Regions from separate parts of the Homo sapiens genome. Here regions 2 and 3 are each linked to region 1. The links are chromatin loops, found by intact Hi-C in ENCODE. Cell type or tissue: Calu3. All regions are shown on one strand. Each heading gives the region's core, and the rest is flanking DNA. Links, peaks and the distances in the headings are about the cores only.

The links. Hi-C counts contacts between places; a loop is a spot of excess contacts. Peaks named below come from ENCODE experiments on the same cell type or tissue, not always from the same donor. Only the 100,000 strongest peaks of a DNase experiment are listed, where the experiment ranks them.
Region 2: a loop joins it to region 1, with 2.4 times the contacts of the local background. A loop is called at or near these places in 1 of 110 quality-filtered maps.
Region 3: a loop joins it to region 1, with 1.9 times the contacts of the local background. A loop is called at or near these places in 1 of 110 quality-filtered maps.

The regions. Positions count from the first base shown.
Region 1 is chr12:81,869,899-81,877,968 of GRCh38, forward strand. No RefSeq gene overlaps it. Among named protein-coding and RNA genes, the nearest start is that of LINC02426, 80 kb to the right of the region's middle. In Calu3, for the core only: no CTCF peak of the experiment used is centred there; a DNase peak (open chromatin) is centred at 4,453.
Region 2 is chr12:81,959,112-81,967,181 of GRCh38, forward strand. All of the region lies in intron 2 of LINC02426 (long intergenic non-protein coding RNA 2426), which reads left to right. Among named protein-coding and RNA genes, the nearest start is that of LINC02426, 9.4 kb to the left of the region's middle. In Calu3, for the core only: no CTCF peak of the experiment used is centred there; no DNase peak of the experiment used is centred there.
Region 3 is chr12:82,095,960-82,104,029 of GRCh38, forward strand. No RefSeq gene overlaps it. Among named protein-coding and RNA genes, the nearest start is that of LINC02426, 150 kb to the left of the region's middle. RefSeq lists an enhancer at 6,225-7,424. In Calu3, for the core only: no CTCF peak of the experiment used is centred there; a DNase peak (open chromatin) is centred at 3,402.

The DNA.
Region 1 (8,070 bases), core at 1,613-6,612:
TTTTTGTAATGCTAGATTCTCAATGGATAAAATAAAGAAATAAAATATATCAAAGATAACCAAATTATCAAAGGTCACCAAAAGCCACCCACTAACTCAGAGTTTGATTAAAAAATGAAAAGATGTTGTATTCAGTAATACAATAGGGTGACTATAGTTAACAATAATTTATTGTATATTTTAAAATAATAAAGTGAAAATGTAATGTTTCTAACACAAATAAATAATAACTGCATAAGGTGATCAATACCCCAATAACCCTGATTTTATCACACACATTGTATAACTGTATAAAAATATCACATGCATCCCATAAAAATAGACAAGTGTTATCTGTGTATCCATAAGTAAAAGTAAAAATTTTTAAAAAGGTTTAGACACAAAAATTTAGATATACAGAAACTGCAGATGTTAGAGAACAGCTACAGATGAATTTTTTTTAAATTTAGTCTATAACAAAACAATGAGGAATTAACATCTAGAAATAATCATATGTAATTTTTCAAAATAAAAAGAACCATTGAATTGCTTAAATAGTAGATTAGAAAGAGTCAAAAACAGAATTAATGAACTGGAATATATATCCCAAGAAATGACTAAAATACGTCATGCAGATAAAAAGATGTATTAAAATGACATTAATATTTATATAGGACAGAATGAGAAGTCTAGTAAGCATCTGACTGGCATCCCAGAAGCAGGGAATAAAAAAAGTAAGTAGGGAAAGTAAAAAATGTTCAAAAAATATATTAAACACATACTAAACAAAAGGCAATATTTCAAGAAATAATGGTTGTGTTTCCTGAACTGATTTTATATAAAAAACAAAATACATATCCAGGAAGCACATTTTATCTAAGATAAGAAGATATCACTTGCAAAGAGAAAACAGCTCATTTCTAAGCAGTTATGTCAACAAGATTAAGAATGGAATTCAGAAGGAAGCAAAAAAAAAAAAGTTTCCAAATATTCACAGTAAATTAGTGTTGCCATAGGAATATATAACCAGTCAAATTACCTTTAAAAATATGAAGTTGGATGGTTTCAAACATAAAGCAAAAGCTGAAAATGTGAAAATATATTAGGTATAAAATAAATAACCTGAACAGGGACAAAAATTTTCCCTATTATCATGAATGTAACTTGGTTAAATTCCCTATTATAAGACAAAGTGTGCCAAGCGCAGTGGCTCACGCCTGTAATCCCAGCACTTGGGGAGGCCAAGGTGGGCGGATCATGAGGTCAGGAGATCGAGACCATCCTGGCTAACACGGTGAAACCCCGTCTCTACTAAAAATACAAAAAATTAGCCAGGCATGGGGGCACACGCCTGTAGTCCCAGCTACTCGGGAGGCTGAGGCAGGAGAATTGCTTGAACTCAGGAGGCAGAGGTTGCAGTGACCCGTGATCGCACCACTGCACTCCATCCCTGGGTGACAGAGTGAGACTCTGTCTAAAAATAAATAAATAAATAAAAATAAAAACAAAAATAAAAGACAAGGTGTAACAAGTACATTTTTTTTGCTGTTTTTGTTTGTTTATTTGTCTTACTACTCAACAAATTACAAATATGAGATAATTCCTTAACCCAATGTAACATCTAAAATATTCTCTCCCTGTACACCATCTGCTATTAAGATCAAATCATGAGGTATCATCCTTTCATATTTGTGTAACTGGTATTTATGCAAATTCGGTAACTATTACTGTCCATTTTGCTACCTTCTAGCCTTAGGAAAATGACTTTAGAACCACAGCACCCATTCCACCCTTCCCCAAACTCCAATTATTTCTAGAGATCACCAATGTGTATTGTATATGATCTCAACGACATCTGCTAACGTCTTGCTTATTCGCATCTTGACGCAAAGCTCTGTTGGACACTAAAGATGTGTCAGTTCACAGGGAGCCAGAACTTCAGTGTGCTCCTCATAGAAACTGAAATAATGCTTTTGCCTACTCGAGATCCCACTGGTCCCTAAGTCCTGAGGCAGCACTGTCTATATGCTGTATTTCCTAAATCCCTTTGAAACATTCATCTTCACTTTTAAACAATGGTATTCTTTCTAGAAATTTCCAAAGTAGCAAATGGGAGCAAGTTTGAGCATAAACCATCCTGTGTTTCTTCTCCTCATCGAGTCTATCAATCACTGCCAGCAGACATTTCTCACAAAATTTCCTCCTTCTCTCTCACATCACATAGTACTTAGATCCTAACAACATATCAATTAAAAACAAGCAAAAGAGTTTTAAACAATAATACTATTTAATGGTGTGTTATGAGAACCTATCAGCCAGGGTAAGTGCCTGAATAATCAGGAAACTCAGATGATATGCTGTATTTGCATATACTAGCTGTATTAGTCCATTTGCACACTGCTATAAGGACATACCCGAAACTAGGTAATTTATAAAGGAAAGGCGTTTAATTGACTCACAGTTCAGCATGGTTGGGGAGGCCTCAGGAAACTTACAATCGTGGAGGAAGGTGAAGGGGAAAGAAAGGCACCTCCTTCACAAGGTGGCAGGAAGAAATGCTGAGCAAAGGGGGAAGAGTCCCTTATAAAACCATCAGATGTTGTAAGAATTCACTCACTATCATGAGAACAACGTGGGGGAAACTGCCCTCATGATTCAGTCACCTCCACCTGGCCTCTCCCTTGACATGGGGGGGATTATGGAGATTACAATTCAAAATAAAAAGTTTGGTGGGGACACAGAGCCTAACCACATCACCAGCTGAGTCATACCTAGCAATACTCTAAGTATTAACAAAGTTAGGTTTCATCTTATGGTGGCTGGAGCAGGTTGTTAATGTCTTTCCCTGCATAGTTTTCTTTTTGTCATTATTGATGGTTCACTATCTATCCTCCAGGTTGCTGTCAAAAATGAGAACTCAGAAGTTTTTGATACTTTGATGGTAAAGTGATTTACAATTCCAGTAAAAAAAAAAATTGGTACAGCTTTATAGTATCTGTAGAAGTGGAAGCCTTTTTTAATTGGATCAAATATATAGTTTTTTATTTTCTGTAGAAACAAAAGACTATCGCTTAAAATGGTCACTGGTCTCTTACTGTCAGTTCAGTGTGTGATAAAATAACTTTTTCAATTTTTGGCAATCATGGAGAGTGATAAAATTATATATTGTTTGGACATCAGCTGGCATAAAAAGTGGAATGGGCTATTGTCACTGGCACATTGATTGGTGTTATAAGCAAAATTGATTGTAGGAAGTAAGCATTTAAGACTCACATACTACTCAAGAGAAAAGAGGAACAGAAGAAAAATACATCCATGTAGTTCATATTTTGCTAAACGTTTATTCGTATCTCTTTGGACTACGTCTCTTGTTAAAAACGCAAATTTTTAAATTAATTAAATTAATAATTTAAATTATATACATATAAACATACACGTCCAAACCTACTGGGTAGGTTTTAAAGGTCAAGGGTATTTTTAAAGATGAGTCTTATAATATATTCAAGAAAAAGATCATTTCGATTACATGCAAATTCTCTCTGAGGATGGTAAATTGAGTGAGTCCAACACACTTCATGAAGTTTGCATAGCATTGAGGCCAAAACCAGAAAATAACTGTATGAGAAAGAAAATATACAGACCAATCTGATATATAATCATAGAAGAAATATTCTCAGTAAAACAGAAGAAAATCTTATTTATCAATTCATTATTAACAAGTAATGCAAAATAATTTAACTTCTGAATGTCTCTTCATCTGCTTTACTTTAGTCATAAGAGAAAAAAGATAATAATCTCAATAAATAAATACAAATATTAAGCATGATTAAACATGCATTCTTAGTAAAAAAAAAAAACTAAATAAATAATAGCAAACTTCAGAAAACTAGTAATAGAAAACTACCTTTTAAGTGGACAAAGATTTCTATATAAGCCCCTAGCAAATATCATATCCAATGGTGAAATATGGAAATGATTCCTTTTATTTAGTCTTCTTTCAGTCCTCTATCACTATTCATTTCAGCTATTTTCTATTTTTTTGTATTCTAGATAATGCTGTGAGAAACATCCTTTCTACTACAGTATATTGTCTATTCCACACTATTTTCTTATAATAAAGTCCTGAACATAAAATTGTTCAAAATGTATATAACTTCTAAGACTCTTGGTATATATTTCCCAGTTGCTCTTGATTTTCCTTGGACAATGCCTCAATTTAAAACATTTCACCATCTGGTTCCATTACCCTTTGGCAGCCTTATCTTTCCTCAAAATTATTTTCTAATGTTGTGAGTTTACTTATGGCCCCCAGAACCTGATGTTTGCTTTCATATATCCTTTTCCTATATGATAAAGTCACCGTCCTCTTTCAAAGTCCAGTTCACTGTTACTTCTCGCTGTTTTAGGGGAAGGTCCTGATTCCCATGGCAATATTAATCGACCCTTCCACTGTGTTCCCTTTGCGGTTGCCTCAGGTTATTTGTACAGTTATCACATTGTACTAGTTAGCTGTTTTTCTGCCTGGCTAAGTTGCCAGTTTCTTGTAAGCATTAACCATGTCCTCTTCACCTTAAACCCCCAGCAAAGACTAGTGTAAGAAACATATAATCCAATCTTAATAAATGTTTTTGAATGAGTAAAAGGAGCATATACTCTCTTTCCCCAAATTAGACCTAAATTCTCTGACCCAGTTTTTATCACCACTTAGGGCAGCAGACCATTCAGATAAGTGCTAACAGTAGTAAATCTCAGCTCCAAAATTATTTGAGACAATATTCAAAAAGTTGAATGAATTTATAGAAAAAAGTTATGAGGAATTTTAAAATATGAATTTAATTCACATCTTATTAGGGGCTGAATGAATGCTTCCATTACAAGTTTAGTCACGTTTGCTGTTGGAACAATGCCCAAAATCAACTAAGAACATCTGTCTTGAAGAGATAACAACAGATTTCAAAATTATCAAGAATAGCACGAGAATTAAAAAGCACTTTTGAGATCAAACTACCTTAGAACATCAAACATAGCACATGTTTGTCTCTTTTTTTTTAAAAAAAAGAGGTATATGTAAGCACATATTGAGTCTTCAACAGGCTCAATTGCTCAAAAGTCAATGTGAATAGCTTTATAAACTGCAACTAAGTGTTTGTTTCAGGTAAGGAAAGCTTTTTACATTAACTTCAGAAGTAAATTACTTCTGTTGCTTTCTATGAAATGTCCATTTTGATTCTCCTCTCCACAACCCAATCACAGACTTCTGTGAAAACTGGTACCCGTTGCTTCTGATTGCATCTTCTATGAACACTTAAATATCCTATGTGCCACCTTCACTTGGAACTCTATTCCCTATCCAATCTTTGTTAATGTGATAATGAAATTGTTAATCTCTCACATGATACATATCTTCTATCTGCCTAGAAATATTATAGAGGTCATTTGGTTGGTTGGTGCAAAAGTAATTGCAGGTTTTGCCATTACTTTCAACCTAATATAAACAAAAAAGTCTTTATTTATAGAAATTTGATAGTAAAGCAGGCATGTTGAGCAATCATGTTGTGTCAGGTAAGACTTTGGACATGCCTAAAGATGTGATCACATATTCACATTTTATAAAGAAGTCAGGCAAGGAATATATATGAGCAATGCAGACTTTGTGTTGCAGATTTGAGTGTGAATACCACATCTAGGGCACCCTGCAGCTGCTCCATTCCAAAAGATGTTGCCATGCAGGATAGCAAGCATGAAGCCTGGAATCCCAACTTTTAAAGTTTTGTATAAAATCAAACATTTTAAAGTTGTTGTTTAATAATTCAATATTTTTGCGATCTTGTGTGAACCAAAGAAAAGGTACCTCTAGGATGGATGTGACAAGTGAGCATCAGTTTGCAGCTTCTAGGACATAAATTGTGTCAAGCATATTCTGCTTCTGGGAGAACATATTCTAACTCCTAATCAGATGTACCCTTTCGGTTCAGAAATTTCCAGGTGAAGTGCTGAAGTTAGGAATCTGATCCAGTACCATGTCAGATTATTTGTAGCCATTTAGGGGTAAGAAGTTTGAGTTTGATATAAGAATTTAAAGGATACTGGAAAGGCTCAAAGTTTGTTTTAAATGTATGAAAAAGAGGTTGTGCTATAGAAATTTTAAAACAGTTGAAGAGAAACATTAAAAAAATCAGAGAGGTGTATTTGACAATAATCTGAATTATCAGTTCTCCCAGCTCCTGCATAAATAGTTATAGGTTATCTTCACCTTTCTCAAATTATATGTCTAAACTTTAACTGGAAATGAAAAATGTTTAATAAATGTTATGTAATATTCTTAAGAGTTTACACCACTTTAATCATCACTGACATTATCTCTTGTCAGTAATAAGTACAGTTATAATCCTTACAAAATAACTTTTATCTTTCAATATTTTAAACACTATTTATCTATATAAAATGAATAAAATCTAATTACAGAAAATACGTACATAAATTAATAAAGAAAAATTTAAGGTAACCAGATTAACCCCTAAACTCCCAGGTTAATCTATAGAGATATACACACATGTATCAATATTGTTTTAGGTTAGTAAATAAAAATATAAAACATTTTTTGAAATGGCAGAGTATCCAGATGTACCATCATTTTAAAACAGAGTTTCTAACTTATATACATTTACATTCTAACTTTTACTGTTATGAATAGTGCTTCAATATGTATAAACTTGTATATGCTTTAGCATAAAATATGGTAAACTGAATTTCATGGGCATATGTATGGGCATTTTGAAAATTTTTGATACACAGCGAATTTCCTTATGGAAATTCCTACCAATTTAAGTGCTCTGACAACAGAAGTACTTATTTCCCCATGTTTGACATTACTCTTAATCATTGGCTTTTTAATATGTAAAAACCAAGATCTTAATGTTGTTTCAGTGGGCACATCTTTGATTTTGTAACACTAAAACTTTTCCTGATATTTATTGGTCATTGTCTCTGACCTTTTATTTTTAGTTTTTGTTTGTTTGAGACAGGATCTTGCTCTGTTGGCCAGGCTGGAGTGCAGTGGCACAAGCATAGCTCACTGCAATCTTGAACTTCTGGGCTCAAGCCTCAGCCTCCTGGAGTATCTGGGACTACAGGCAAGTGCCATCATGTCCAGCTCATTTTTAAATTTTTTATAGAGATGGGGGTCTTGCTATATTGCCCAGGCTGGTCTCAGATTCCTGAGCTCAATCAAGACTCCCACCTCAGGTTCCCAAAGTAATCCTCGAAAACTGGGATTACAGGCATGAGCCACCACACCGGGCCTCTGACCTTTTATAAATCTCTTATTCTTGAGTCTCCATGGGCTGTCTTTTTACTGATAGAAGCTCTTTATGTATATTTAGTTTATCCATATAATACATGTCATATATGTTGCAAATACTTTCCCAAAGTTGTAATTTGTCTTTTATTATTTATGTGTGTTGTTTCACCATACATGATTTATATATATGCATGTAATCAAATTTATCAGTTCTCATTTAAATACAGTCTTTGCAGGATAATTAGAATTTCCCATCCCCCAAATATCTGGCTGTATATTCACTTTTATGTCTTTCATTGTATTTGCAGTTAAATCTTTATTCTCTCTATAATTAATTTTCTTGGAAATATTGAGGTGTGGGTATAACTATACTTTTGAAACCTGTTAAATAGTTATCAGGGTTTCATTTACTTTTTTCAAATAGTTTTATTTCATTTTAAATGTAACAATCTAATCAAAAGAGGATTTAAATAATTTAAAACATATAAAAACATATAACCAGTTTTCACATCAATATTATAAATGAATTTATCCATCTTCTACTCTTTTAAAATACTTTATCATAGAAAATATTCTTACCTAGTGATCAAACCATATCCAGGTTGTGCAACTATGGGTCACTTCCTTGACAGGATTGTTTTCAGGATTTTGGTTTAAGGCATGTTAACTGCTTAGGACAGTGTCTGGCTTATTGCAAGTGCTCAATATGTGTCAGCTGTGATGATGAAAGGGATATGTCTATTTCTGCACTATATATTTAATTAAGCTCTCTATTCGTGTATATTTTAATA
Region 2 (8,070 bases), core at 1,275-6,274, 89 kb after region 1:
ACCTCCTTCTTTCCAATTTAGATGCCTTTTATTCCCTCTTCTTGCCTAGATGCCTGGGCTGGAAACTCCAATACAATGTTAAATCAAGGTGATGAGGTTGAACATCTGTGTCTGGTTCTTGATCTTAGGGTGAAAATATTCATTCTTTCGCTATTAAGTATGAGGTTAACTGTGGATTTTTTGTAGATGGTCTTTACTAGGTAAAAATGAGTGTTTTATCATGAAATGTAGTTGTAGTACATCAAATGTTTTCGAAATAACTGTATAATATTTTGTCTTTTATTCTGTCAAAATGGCTTATTACATTAATTAATTTTGGATGTTAAATCAACCTGTGTTCCTAGGATAAATCCTACTTGTTCATGTTGTATAATCCTTTTAATATGTTATTGGATTTGGTTTGTTAGTATTTTGATGAGTATTTTTGCAAATATATTCATCAGCGATACTAGGCTGTAGTTTTTTTCTTCTAGTTTTAGTATCAGAGTAATATTGCCCTCATAGGATGAGTTGGAAACTGTTTCCAGCTCTTCTATTTGTTAAAAGAATTTGTGAAGTATTTATAGTAGTTTTTCTTTGAATGTTTGATAGATTTCACCAGGGAAAACATATGGTACTTGGCTTTTCTTTCAGGAAGTTTTAAAATGATCAATTCAATTTTTTGCTTATTATAGACCTATCTGGAATTTCTATTTATTCTAGAGTAAGAGTCAGTACTTTGTGTCTTCCAAGAAATTAATTCGTTTCATGCAACTCATCTTGTTGGTTTATAGTTGTTTGTAATAGCATTCCCTTATAATCTTTTTATTTCAATACAACAATAGTAACATTCCTTTTTCATTCTTGATTTTAGTAATTTCAGACTTCTCTTTGTTTTTTATTCTTGGTTAGTTCAGCTAAAATTTTGTCATTTTTTTTTTTATATTTTTAAAAGCATCAAATAGCTACTCCTGCTTTCCTTTCATTTATAGTTGTGTGATATATCTTCTTCCATCCTATTACTTTCAAACTATGTCTCTTCCAGACAAAGCATTATTGGATCACAGTCTTTAAAATCCAATTTAAAAGTTCTTGGGTTTTGGTGAGATTGTATAACCCACATGCATTTAATATTATTGATATGTTTAGAATTATATCTGCCATTTTGCCTTTTGTTTTCTATGTGTCACATGTCTTTTTTCTTTTTCTACTTTTTTTTATACTAAGCAGCTTATGTTTAATGTAGCAGTTTAATTTTTAGTAAATTTTAAATTATATTTTGAAATATTTATTAGTGGTTCTTCTAGGACTTACAATGTATGTCTTAACTTATGAAAGTCTAATTTAGATTTATACTGATTTTATACCCATAAAATATAGAAACTTTATTCCTATATAGCTACATTCCCTCCTTATATTTTGTGCTATTACTGTCATACATACTACTTCTATAAAGCTTACAAACTGAACAATACATTGTTATAATTATTACTTTATATTATCTTAATTTTTTAAAGAACTAAAGAAATAGAAGCAAATATATATGTATAGAGCTTGTTATATTAACATTCTTATTTACCCTTGCTGTTTCTTTTTATTCCGTCTAGTGGTGTAAGATAACACTTGGTATCATTTGCTTACTCCAATATAACTTTGTTTTCACCCAGTTCCTTTGAACGTTGATTGTCAAATACATGACATTTCTTTGTGTTACATGCCAAATTGTTGTATTATGCAATTGCTTTTTGAATCAGTCAAAAGAAGAAGAGACAAGAGCATGCAATTATGCTATATTTTTCAATTAGCTACATAATTACCTTTATGGGCATTCTTTGTTTTTCTTGTAGCTTTGAATTACTGTCTATTGTCACTTGCTTTCAACCTGAAGAAGTTCCTTTACTATTTATTTTAAGGCAGTTTACTGGCAACAAATTCTCTCAATTTTTGTTTCCCTGGGAATGTCTTATCTTACCCTCATTTTTGAAAGATAGTCTTGCTAGATATAAATTTATTTTTCACTGTTTTTACTTTTAGCTTTTTGAATATGTCATCCCACTACCTTCTGGGCCCTTCTTTCTGATAAGCTGCCAGCTTGATGTAATGATTCCTTTTACTCTTGCACCTTTCAAGATTTTCTCCTTGTCTTTAAGCATTTTGACTGTGATATGTCTGGGTGTTTTTCTCTTTGTACTTATTGTGCTTGGAGTTTGCTGAGGTTCTTGGCTCTGTACGTGAAGATATTTCATCAAATTTAATAAATCTTCAACTTTTATTTCCTTGCTTATTTATTTTGTCCCTTGCTTTCTTCTCCATTGCTAGTCCCATGAAATGTACGTTGGTGTGTTTAATGGTGTCCTACATTTCTCTGAGACTCTGTTAATTTTTATTTATCCTTTATTCTCTCTGTTCCAGATTGCCTGATCTCTATTGATCTGTCTTCAAATTCACTATTCTTTTCTTCTGCTAGCTCATTTCTACTCTGCTAATGAATTTTTCATTTTAGTTATTTTACTTTTAAACTATAGAATTTTAATTTGGTTATTTTTTTAATAGTATCTATCTCCTTATTGGTATTCTATACTTGATAAAATATTGTCATCATACCTTCCTTTAGTTATTTAAGCTTGATTTCTTTCTGTTCTTTGAAAGTATTTGTAATTGCTGCTTTGAAGTTTTTGTCTACTAAGCCCACTATCAGGGACACTTTAAAGACATATTCTATAGCCAATTTTTTCCTTATTTATAAGTCACACTTTCCTATTTCTTGGTATGTCGCATTATATTGTTGAAAACTGAACATTTCAGATAATCTATTTTACCAACCCTGGATACTGATAATTCCTGGAGTTGTATTTCTTATCTGGTCGTTTAAAAATTTGCTTAGTTGCTTGACTGAAATAGTTCTATGCTGTATGTTTCCCTTACAGGGAAAAGATTCTGATATCATTGCTCACATATTCCCCCTTGTTTTTTCTTTAAGCCTGGCCACCCTGGTCAGTATAGCCACTAATTTGTCAAATGTTACATGTAAATCTCTATAGCCAGTTAGATTTTTACTCTTTACCATTAATGTGTGTTTGTGGTTTGGAAATTGCTAGCACAGTTCAGGGATTTTACATGTCTCTGCATATTCAACCAGGAACAATAGCCTAGAGGGTCTCTCTCTGGCAACTCCCGAGAGTGTGCAGTCTTGGGCAAGCACATGTTTTTTGAGAATGCCAGGAATGACTATGATATTATTTAGAATACTGGTTAGGAGTCACCTCTGGGTCAGAGTAGCTCATTATTCTGTCAATGTTCAGTCAGAGGTTGTGTTTACGCCCATTTGCCAGTGAAGCTTCAGACATGTTGATTTGTGTGAGTCTTGGGAGATGTTTTTAAATATACGCCCACATGTAGATTTCATGTTTCTGTCTGGGTAAGCCTATTACACAGGCACAGGCCTCCTCTAGAATTGTCCACATCATAGAAGGGCTTTTATTTGCTGTCTTTTTCTCTGATTGTCTCTGGTAAGCTTCTGGCTACTCTGCCATTTTGTTTGTATCAGACCTACCAATGTCTAAGCTTTGGGACTCAAAATGATGTCATTGTGGTTTTTTCATTATCACAACTGCAAAAGATGGATTATTCCTTTCCTTCTGTTTTTTACTAATAATACCTACTCCTCCTTTGTGAGTGAAATGGCCCATTAAGGCTCGGATATGTAAAGCTACATTCAGAAATTTCTAATTTACAATTCCAGATACAATTTGAGAGGATGAGTTGAAGTTGACTGCTGAAAGAAATCAGGTACAACACAAATAAATGGAAAATCATTCCACGCTTATGGATTAGAAGAATCAATATTGTTAAAATGACCATACTGCCAAAAGCAATTTACAAATTTAACACTATTTCTCTCAAACTATCAAAGTCATTTTTTACAGAATTAGAAAAAAAAATATTCTAAAATGCATATGGAAACAAAAAAGAACCTGAATAGCCAAAGCAATTGTAAGCAAAACGAACAAAGCCGGAGGCATCAGTCTACCCAACTTCTCACTGTACTAAAAGGCTACAGTGACGAAAACAGCATTTTACTTGTACAACAGACACATAGACCAATGGAACAGAATCAAAAATTCAGAAATAAAGTCGCACACCCGCAACCATCTGATCTTCAACATGGCCGACAAATACAAGCAGTGGGAAAAGGACTCCTTAGTCATTAAGTGGTGCCGGGATAACTAGCTAACCATATGCAGAATAATGAAACTGGACCCCTACCTTTCACCATATACAAATTAAATATTTAAATGTAAGACCTCAAAATATAAAAATCCAAGAAGAAAACCTAGGAAATACCCTTCTCAACATCAACCTTGGCAAGGAATTTTTGGCTAAGTCCCCCAAAACAATTGCAACAGAAACAAAAATTTACAAGTTGGACTTAATTAAACTAAAGCGCTTCTGCACAGCAAAAGAACTTATCAAAAGTAAATAGACAACCTTACAGAATGGCAGTAAATATTTGCAATCTGTGCAATATTAGACAGAGGTCTAATATTAAGAATCTAAAAGTCACTTAAACAAACCACCAAACAAAAACCAAATAACCCCATTAAAAAGTTGGCAAAGGACACGAACAGACACTTCTCAAAAGGAGATACAAAAGTGTCCAGCAAACATGAAAAAATGCTTATCATCACTAATCATCAAAAAAATGCAAATCAAAACCACAATGAGATACCATCTCACACCAGTCACAATGGCTATTAATCTAAAATTAAATTTTAATCTAAAATGGCTCTCTGGTGCCATCTGGAAGTAAATTATCTTTGTGAATAAAAGCCTAAGCCTTAGTGTGTAAATTTGGCTGAGAAAGACAATTTAAGCAGGTGAAGAATAATTAATCATCTTAATGTCTAAAAACCTTTTCAAGAAATCCTGAGGTAGGCAGAATTCTAAGATGCCCTCCACCTCAGATTTCTAGGCCCTGGTTTACACACCTTCTCCCAGTTATTCAAACACTAATATATGTGTTGCTGTGAAAAGATTTTGCAGATGTAATTAAAATCTTTATTCAATTGGCTTAAATTAGGAAAATTATCCTAGGTGGGTCTGAGCTAATCAGGTAAATAATTAAAATAAGATGAAGTGCTAGAATTTCCTTTTTAAAGAATGAATAGGCCAGCCACGGTGGCTCATGCCTGTAATCCCAGCACTTTGGGAGGCCGAGGCGGGCAGATCACCTGAGGTCAGGAGGTCAGGACCAGCCTGGCCAACATGGTGAAACCCATCTCTACTAAAATACAAAATAAAAATTAGCCAGGCATAATGGCAGGTGCCTGTAATCCCAGCTACTCAGGAGGCTGAGACAGGAGAATCGCCTGAACCCGAGAGATGGTGTTGCTGTGAGCCGAGACTGCGCCACTGCACTCCAGCCTGGGAGCTGAACGAGACTCCGTCTCAAAAAAAAAAAAAAAAAAAAAATGAATAATATTTTATTGTATGTTCATGGCACATTTTCTGTATCCATTTACCTATCAATAGACACTTAGATTTTTTATCTTGGCAATAGTAAATAATAGTTCAATGAAGAAGAGAGTACTAATATCTCTTTAAGATCTTGACTTCAATATAACCAGAAGTGAGATGGCTGGAGCATATGGTAATTCTTTTATACAATATTTTGAGAAGCCACCATAGTGTTTTTAATAGTGGCTGTACCATTTTTATATTCCCATGAATAGCATACAAGGGTTCCAATTTCTCCACATCCTCACCAACACTTGTTATCTTTTGATTTTGACTAATAGTCATTTCAACAGTTGTAAAGTAATATTTCATTATGGTTTGAATTGTACTGGTACTTAGTGATGTTGAACATTTTTTTCATATATCTGTTGGTAATTTGTATGTCTTTGGAGAATTGTCTATTGAAGCCCTTTGTTTATTTTTTAGTTTAGTTGTGTGGGCTTTTTGTTTGTTTGGTTATTTTGTTCTTGCTGTTGAGTTATAGGAGATTCTTATATGTTTTGGATATTAATCCCTTACCAGATATATGGTTTTCCAACATCGTACCCATTGTGTAGGCTGTCTTTTTACTCTACTGAGTATTTCCTTTACTGTTAGAAGCTTTTTAGTTTGATATATTCCCACTTGTCTAATTTTATTTTATTGCTTGTGCTTTGGGGTTCATATCTAAATCATTGCCAATAAAAATGCCATAAAATTTTTCCCAAAGTTTTCTTCTAGGAGATTTATAGTTTCAGGTTTTACATTTAAGTCTTTAATCGACTTTGAATTAATTTTGGGGTATGGTGTAAGAAAAAGGTTCAGTTTCATTCTTTCCATTGTGGGTATTCACTTTTCCCAACAGCATGCAACATGAATGAACTTGGAGATCATTATGCTAAGTGAAATAAGTCAGTCACAGAAGGACAAATACTGCAAGGTTCCATGCATATGAAGTACCTAAAATAGTTGTACTCTCAGAAACAGAGAGTAGAGTGTTTTTTTCCAGGAGTTGGGGAAAGGGAAAATGAGGAATTGCTGTTTCACAGGTATATAGTTTAATATAGGCAAGATGAATCATTTCTAGAGATACACTGTCCAACATTTCGCTTATAATTAATGATACTGTATTGTGCACTTAAAAATTTGTTGTGTAGGTAGATCTCATGCTAAATGTTCTTATTACAATAAGTAAATACACAATTAAATACAATAAAATAAGATGAAGTATGGTACAGCCATTATGAACAACAGTATAGAGGTTTTTAAAAATAATAATAATAATAAAATTACCATATGACCCAGCAGTCTTGTCTTCTAGGTAAATATCCAAAGAAGATGAAATCGCTACCTTGTAAAGCTACCTGCATTTTCATGTTCATTGTATTATTCACAATAGCCTGGATATAGAAACAATCTAAATGCCCATTGACAGATGAATAAAGAAAAATGGTGTGTATGTGTGTGTGTCTGAGTGGGTCTGTGTGTAACAGGATATTATACAGCCTTTAAAAAGAAAGAGATTATGCCATTTGCCACAACATGAATGTACTTGGAGGACATTATACTAAGTGAAGTAAGCCAGACAGAGAAAGAAAAATATCACATAATCTCGCTTATATGTGGAATATATACATGAGCTCAAATACATGGAGATACAGAGGTAGATAGAAAATGAAAGTTTTTACCACAGGCTGGGCATGGGGAAAGAAATAGAGAGATGAAGATTGAAAGATACAAAATAGCAGGTATGTAGGATAAACAAATCTACAGATCTAATGTATAAAATGAGGACTAAAGTTAATAAAACAATTTCACTGGAGATTTTTGTTAAATAAATAGATTTTAACTTCTCTTGTCATTTAAAAACAGTAGTTATATGAGACGATAGATAGGTTAATCCACTTTACTATAGTAACCACCTTACTTTCTCTACATATTCCATAACATAATGTTATAAATCTCAAATATACACAATAACATTTATTTTAAAAAATAAAGTGAAGTATGAGAGACATGCTCTCCTGTTGGCCTAGAAGAAAATGGAACTTGTCATGAGTTCTACAGCTACAAAAAAATGAATTCTGCCAGAAAATTAAATGAATTTCAAGAGGTCCTCAAGTTGAAGATAAGAATGCAGCCCCAGATAACACTTTGATTCCTAACAGTTTTATTTCAGCTGTATGAGAACTGAGCAGAAAATCCAGCCAATCTATGCCATGACTATTGACCCATGGAAACTGTAAGATAGTAAATTTGTATTTTTTTTTTTGCTACTAAGCTTGTAGAAATATGTTACACAGCAATATAAAACTGATCCACTCTCTTTTCTATAATTGAGTCCTTGTTTCTGTGGTGCCAGATTGCTAAGGGCAGTATTGCAGTATTGTCTGCCTGCAGTTGTTAAGGCTGCTGCTGCAGTTCTACACATGTAAAAAGATCCCCTTGCCTGCATAAAAGTCACTCACCTATATACAAACTGCCACAAGCCTGTAACAAAGCCTTCATAAAGCAGGGTAAACTGGCACGCTCATAAGCCTATTTCCCCAGCCCTTATAAAAGTCGAAATTCAAAACAAACTCCCCAGCCTTCATA
Region 3 (8,070 bases), core at 1,275-6,274, 230 kb after region 1:
GGTGTTGATTTGCATGGAATATCTTTTTCCACCCCTTTACCTTAAGTTTATGTTTGTCCTTGTGTGTCAGGTGAGTCTCTTGAAGACAGCAAATACTTGGTTGGTGAATTATCATCTGTTTCTCCATTCTCTATCTTTTAATTGGAGCATTTAGGCCATTTACATTCAACATTAGTATTAAGGTATGAGATACTATTCTATTCATCATGCTATTTGTTGCCTGAATAACTTGGGTGTTTTTTTTTTCATTGTGTTATTGGTTTATGGGTCCTGCAAGATTTATGCTTTAAGGAGGTTCTATTTTCATGTATTTTGAGGATTTGTTTCAAGATTTAGAGCTCCTGTTAGCAGTTCTTGTAGTGCTGGCTTGGTAGTGGCAAATTCTCTCAGCATTTGTTTGGCTGAAAAAGGCTGTATCTTTCCTTCATTTATGAAGCTTAGTTTCACTGGATACAAAATTCTTGGCTGATAATTGAGGAGACTAAAGATAGAGCTCATCCCTTTCTAGCTTGTAAGGTTTCCCCTGAAAAATCTGCTGTTAATCTGATAGGTTTTCCTTTATAGGTTACCTAATGCTTTTGCCTCAGAGCTCTTAATATTCTGGCCTTCATCTTGACTTTAGATAACCTGACTATGTGGCTAGGTGATTATCTTTTTGTGATTAATTTCCCTGGTGTTCTTTGTGCTTCCTGTATTTGGATGTCTAAATCTGTAGCAAGACCAGGGCAGTTTTCCTCAATTATTCCCTCAAACATTTTTCAAACTCTTAGATTTCTCTTCTTCCTTGGGAACACCAATTATTCTTAGGTTTGGTCATTTAACATAATCCCAAAATTCTTGGAGGCTCTGTTCATTTTGTTGGATTCTTTTTTCTTTTTCATTGTAGGTTTGGGTTAAGTAGAAAGCCCGGTCTTTGAGCTCTGAAGTTTTTCTGTTACTTGTTTGATTCTATTGCTGAGACTTTCCAGTGCATTTTGCATTTCTCTAAGTGTGCCCTTGATTTCCAGAAGTTGTGACTGTTTTTTATTTATGCTATGTTTTTCATTGGAGATTTTTCCATTTATATCCTGTATCTTTTTTTTAAATTTATTTAACTTGGATTTCATCTTTCTCTGGTGCCTCCTTGATTAGCTTAATAATCGACCTTCTGAACTCCTTTTCTAGCAATTCAAAGATTTTTATCTTGGTTTGGATCCCTTGCTGGTGAGCTAATGTGATCTTTTGGGGGTGTTAAAGAACCTTGTTTTGTCATATTACCATAATTGTTTTTCTGGTTCCTTCTCATTTAGGGGTGGACTATGTCAGAGGGAAAATCCGGGGCTCAAGTGCTGCTGTTCAGATTTTGTCCCACAAGGTGCTCCCTTTCGTCACGCTTTCCCTCTTCCCATAGGGATGGGGCTCCCTGAGAGCCAAAGTGCAGTGATTGTTTTTTCCCTTCTGGGTCTGGCTACCACGTGGAGCTACTGGGCTCTGGGCTGGTACAGGGGTGGTGGGCGGGGTGTCTGCAAAGAATCCTGTGATGTGACCCATCTTCAGGTCTCTCAGCTGTGGATGCCAGCATCTGCTCCAGTGGAGGTAGCAAGGGAGTGAAGTGGACTCTGTGAGGGTCCTTGGTTGAAGTTTTGTTTATTGTGCTCATTTTGTGTCTTATGGCCCCTGGCCAGGAGGTGGCACTTTCAAGAGATCTCCAGCTGTGGTAATCTAGGGAGGACACAATCTTGCCCTAAGGTTGCCTGGATAAGTATTGGGGTTTCTGAGGTGGTGGACAGGTCCATAGAGTTTCCAAGAGATTATGTCCTTTGTCTTGGGCTATCAGGGTGCTTAGAGGAAGACCTTGAGGAGGGGGCAGGGTTAGGCAGGTCTGAGCTCAGACTTTCCTTGGAGGGGCTCGCTGCAGCTGCTGTGGGGGATGGGAGTGTGATTCTCAGGCCAATGAAGTTATGATCCCAGGGGGACTATGGCTGCCTCTGTTGCTTTGTACAGGTCACCAGGGAAGTGGGGGAAAGCCTGCAGTGACAGGCCTCAACCAGCTCCCACACAGGCTGAAAGGCCAATCTCACTCCCACCATGCCCCCACCACCAGCACTGAGTTTATTTCCAGGCAGCTGGTGAGCAGGGCTCAGAACTTGCCCCAGGTTACAAGCCTCCCTGCTGAAAGAACAAGCAGGGCTCTCAGGTTTCCTGCTTCCCTCCCTGTCGTGGCTTCTGTGCTGGTGTCTGCACTCCTGGTTCACCCCCTCCCCCAGATTCTATCCAAGAAACTTCACATTTGGTGGAAATTGTCATGAAGTTCAGCTGAAAGTTTCCTTCTTGCTGTGATCTTTCCCCAATTCTATTGGCAGCCTTTCCAAGGACCCCTGTGAGACAAAGTCAGAGATGGCTTCCCTGGGGACCGAGAGTGCCCACCAAGCTCTTCCACTGCTTCCTCTATCCATGTATTTCACTCAGTACTCTAAATTCATCTCAGCTCCAGGTAAGGTCAAATCCTTCTCCCATGATCTGGACCTCCAGTTTCCCCAGTGAGGATGTGTGTTCAGGGGCAGATGATCCCCCTTTCACACTTTCACACTTTGGGCACTCATAGTTTTTCAGCTGTCTCCCAGAGCCAGCAACAGCAACCCACTTCCTGTAAAAGGTCTGTCAATTTTTTAAAAGAAAAAATAGAATACAAAGCTGGATAAGTAGAATGATGCTAAGTTTTTTTCAGTGGAAGTAGTGCCAGTGGTGGGTGTTGTGTGTTTGTTATATCAGAATATATAACGATTGCTATGGTTTATGTCCCCTCCAATATCAATGTTGAAACTTAATTCCCAATGCAACAGTATTAAAAGGTACAGCCTTTGGAAAATGATTAGATCATAAAGGCAGAGCCCTCATCAATGGATTAATGTTTTTATAAAACGGCTGGAGGAAACTAGCTAGGTACCCTTTTGCCCTTTCAACATTCTGCCTTGTGAGTACACAGCAACAAGGTATCATCTTGGAAGCACAGAGACTAGGCCTTTATCGGACATTGAACCTGCTGGCACCTTGACCTTGGACTTCCAGCCTTTGGAACTGTGAGAAAATCAATTTCTGTTTTTTATAAAAAATGCCAAGTCTCAGGTATTTTGTTATAGTGAAACAGACTATGGACAGATAGATGAGAGATCTGAAATTCACTAAAATTATGCACATGGTTTCTATGAATAGAAACATTATGTTTAAATTCTTATTTTTTAATTTATTTTTTATATTTTTAAAATTTTCAGCAATGAACATGTATCACATTTTATAATCAAGCAAAAACAATAAATGTTATTTTTGCAATTCCCTTCTGACACATTTTCATGATATCTCCCTCTAGTCATCAAGAAACAACTTGTTGCCAAATACCAGGAAATTAACAGCAATTATCACCAGCTGGCTAGATGGAGGTAGTAGTCACTGGACTGTAATCCACCCAGCATGAAATAGAAAACCTTGAAGGAATAAAGTGGATGATTAATCAAACTTGAAACATCAACTTCCTGGGATAGCATATATCAAGACAGATTACTCACTGAACATTAGACATCATTCCTGAGAATCCCATAATGATTTCAGCAGCATCAGCCCTTTAAAACAGACAGCTGAAGTCCACCTTAGAGATCAGGAGTTTTATTTATTCAAAATAACTTTTTAAATTCTAAATTCTAGCTGAAAATGAAATGTCTTATTGGCTAGGAAGTGACAATTACACACACACACACACATGCACATTTTTTGAGACAGAGTTTCCCTTTGTCACCCAGGCTTGAGTAAAGTGGCACAATCACAGCTCACTGTAGCCTCCACCTCCTGGTTTCAAGTGATCCTCCCACCTCAGCCTCCTGAAACAATAGGCACATCCCACAACACCTGGGTTGAAACCATAGGCGCTGAAACCATAGGCACATCCCACAACACCTGGCTAATTTTTTGTATTTTTTGTAAAGACAGGGTTTCGCCATCTTGGCCAGGCTGATCTCAAACCCTGAGTTCAAATGATCCACCTGCCTCAGCCTCCCAAAGTGCTGGAATCACACGCATGAATAACTGTGCCCAGCAAACAATATTTTTATATGATCTATTTTTTATTTAATCATAATTGGACTCAAGTAAACAAAGGACAGCACTTGGCTTTACAGTGTTATTGAACATATGATCCTTCTCTAAATGTCCTACAATCCAGGCAGATAAACCGATATGTATGTTAATTGACAATATGAGAGCATCTATGTTCATTTTGAGGTTTTAAGATGAGGTAAATTGCACCCCAACTCTTTTCTCAAATTCTGATCAATTAAAACACATATAAGATGTAAGGCAGGCAGAAAACCCAAATCAGGAAGAGCAGTTCTATTTGTGAGCAAGTAGGCCTCCCTTATACTGACTCAAAATTAGACAGACTTACCAACCTTGCTAAAGGTAGCCTTATATTGCCCCTTTCAGAAGCTGCCACTGAAAAACCAGTTGCAGTAGCATCAGCATCACCTGAGAATTTTTTAAAGATGCAAATTTATAGGCCTGCTCTAGACCTGCCAAATCAAATTTCTGTGCAAGGGGCCAAGCTATCTGTTTTAAGAATATCTCTAGGGATTTGGAATCACATTGAAGTTTAAAAATCACTACATTTTTAGAGGGGGAGAGGGAGAGGAGCTAAGGTATGCATGCATGTTTCTTTTTCCTCAGTTCATTCCATATTTATGAAGAGAAGTGAGTAAGGAGGGATAGGAGAGAGGGTAGGACGGATACACCATTGAAACTTCCTCTAGATAGAAGGAACTATCAAGAATGGAGCAGAAGCATCTACCTATAATCTTTTTCAGCTATTGGTTCTCTTAATCCATTGAGTTTAAACATTAAGCCTATGGTTAAATAGAGGCTTACCTGTCCCCTTTGATGTAAACTACAAAAGAATCATGGTAATTCTGCTCCCTCTTTCATGAGGCCATCCCTACCCCTTACCAGACTTTCCTTGTTTTAGCACCTTCCTGGGACCATTGGTGGACAGTGTAGACTTTGTGTCTTGAAGTTTTTAAAATGACTTTCAATACCAATTAGTTAAATTTGTTGAGAAAATTTTGAGAATTATGACTGGCCTTTCCAAAATGAAGTTTAGAACTGTTACTGATAATTATGAAGTGTACACGGCTACTTACAGAATGCTTTTAATGATGAGGAAAAGGATCTTTATACTTATCTCCAGAATTTTAAAAAACTTAACTCAGAGGATTTATCTAAAAGTCCCATAGCCTAACATACAAATCAAATTTCAAGGATCTGATTTCAGCTTGAAGAATTTTAGCTAATGAATTACTTGGCCAAGCAACTACTCTTCTTTTTTTTCTTTTAATTAAACCAAAGAAATTATCTATGGTACAAAATACTCTTAACAGTCCAATAATTCATGTGATGAGTGAAACTGTAAAACCTGCAGTTGTTTACATAACTGTATAAAACTGTGCCCTCTCCAAACTGAAGCCACAGAACCATCACAAGTTGTATCTGAGGATTTTCTCCTTATTTACAAGCTAATTATCATGGAGGATTGATCATTTCCTGTTCCACTAGGAATTAACTGCAAGGCCTTTCTGTCCCTAAAGCCAACAGTACACTCTCACTTGTTTCCTATTTCAAATTATGTCCACTCATGTTGTCCAACATAAACTATCTAAGATTCTGAAATAAGAGCAAAAGTCAAATTAGGATAGTCCAATAATAATATGCCAACAGGAGATTTCCAAATCTGGAATATATCTTCTCTAATTTTTATATTGCAAGGAAGAAATTAAAATACAAAGATTAAATCCTGTTACAAACAAAAGGCTTCAAAATCCAAATGAACATCTCAGATTCAACCATCAAGTGCTTTTTTTAAGCCTCAAGAAATAAAATTCTTCCCAAACATCTTATTATGCTGAGTCTTAGAGAGGATTCTTGTTGATTCTATGGAATTGGGTTTACTCCATAGCCACAGAATGGGGGTCTTCAAAGAAAATGAAAGAGCTTCCCTAGGACCTCAGAACCATATCTCTCAAAGGAACCACTTAAAAATTTCCAAAGAAATAACAAGGAAATCCTGCAGTGTGGCTGATAGATATCCGACAGGCTCTCCACTAAAAAAACACAAACGCTTCTGGATAAAACACTTTTTAGTACATTTTTAAATTTATAGGAATGAGGAGAAATCTCCAAGACACCATTCCTCTGTCGAAATAAAACCAACTCATGAGCTGAAACCTGAAGAGGGAGTGGTTAATGGTAAGCAATGGTGAAAGGTGGGATTGTCTATATAATTGCCCGACCAGAATAATTTTGGATCTCTGACGAGATGAGGGAGCTGAAATTGAGATTTCTTCATTAAGTCTGGAATCTGGTTCCAGCAGAACAAAATGCAATTTCCCTTTCTCCTAAGGCGAGTATCTTCAATTCTGATTATTAAAGTCAATCAAACATGGATTTCAGTTCATGGCGGATGGGAGGCAGGCCTATATTGCAGCTCTGACTGGAACGGACAGAGCAGCGTGCGAAGGCTCGCATCCTGAATTTTAGCTCCCGATCCACTGCAAAAACAAACCAGGAATGCCCAGAGGACTCACAGACCCTCTGAAGGAAGTGGACTGCTCCTGCAGGACCCGGGAGACGCCCCAAATACTGTGATTGCCCCAACTACAGAAGTGGGAAAAGAAGATCCTACTCTCCCAAACATACATCCCCACTGGAGAAACTGAAGGTCTGTTTGCCGGAGAAGTTTCCGACCTTACCTGGAGCTGAGTCAATTTATAGAGCGGAGTGAAATACAGGGTAGAGGAAGCAGCAAGAAAGGCCCTTGGAGCTTGCTGGGTCCCCAAGCCAATCATTCCTGCCTGGTACCACAGGGATCCATCGGTAGTGTGGCCAGAGGAGCAGAGGGTAAAACACTTCAGGGAGAGGGAATTCTCTAGCTGACCTTTGTAACAATTTGAACCGGGCGAGAAGCCTCCTGGCAAGAACTCAGGGGAGGGCCACGAATCCGAATCCGGTGTGCAGACTCCACAGGTGGGGGAAGAACAAAGCCCTTTTCTTTCACAGCTGGGAGGTGGGTAGCCAGGCTCGTCCACCACCTGGAAACAGACTTGGGGCTTTTGTGGGGGGCACGGTGGGAGTGAGACCAGCCCTTCAATTTGCGTGGAAGCTGGGTGAGGCCTGTGACTGCTGGCTTTCCCCCACATCCCTGACATCCTACATGACTCAGCACAGGCAGCCATAATCCTCCTAGGTACACAACTCCAATGACCTGGGAACCTCACTGTCATCCCCCACAGCACATGCAGCAAGACCCACCCAAGGAGATTCTGAGCTTGGAAAAGCCTAGTCCTGACTCCACCTGATGGGCCTTCCCTATCCACCCTAGTAGCTGAAGACAAAAGGCATATAATCTTGGGAGTTCTAGGGCCACGTCCACAGCCAGTTCCTCTCCATACTACAACAGCTAATGCTATCTGGAAACTGCTACCTCCTGGCAGGAGGCCAAACAGCCCAAAAATAGGACATTAAACCACCAAAGCTAAGAACCCTCACAGAGTTCATTACATCCACCCTGCCACCTCCATCATAGACAACACAAACAAATAGAAATACATCCCATGCTCATGGATGGGTAGAATCAATATTGTGAAAAATGACCATACTGCCAAAAGCAATCTATATGCAATTCCCATCAAAATACCGCCATCATTCTTCACAGAAATAGAAAAAACAATTCTAAAATTCATATAAAACCAAAAAAGAGCCTGCATAGCCAAAGCAAGACTAAGCAAAAAGAACAAATCTGGAAGCATCACACTACCTGATTTCAAACTATTACTATAAGGCCATATTCACCAAAACAGCATGGTACTGGTATAAAAATAGGCACATAGACCAATGGAACAGAATAGAGAACCCAGAAATGAACCCAAATACTTACAGCCAAATGATCTTCAATAGAGCAAACAAAAACATAAAGTGGAGAAGGGATACCCTTTTCAACAAATGGTGCTGGGATATTTGGCTAGTCACATGCAGGAGAATGAAAGTGGATCCTCT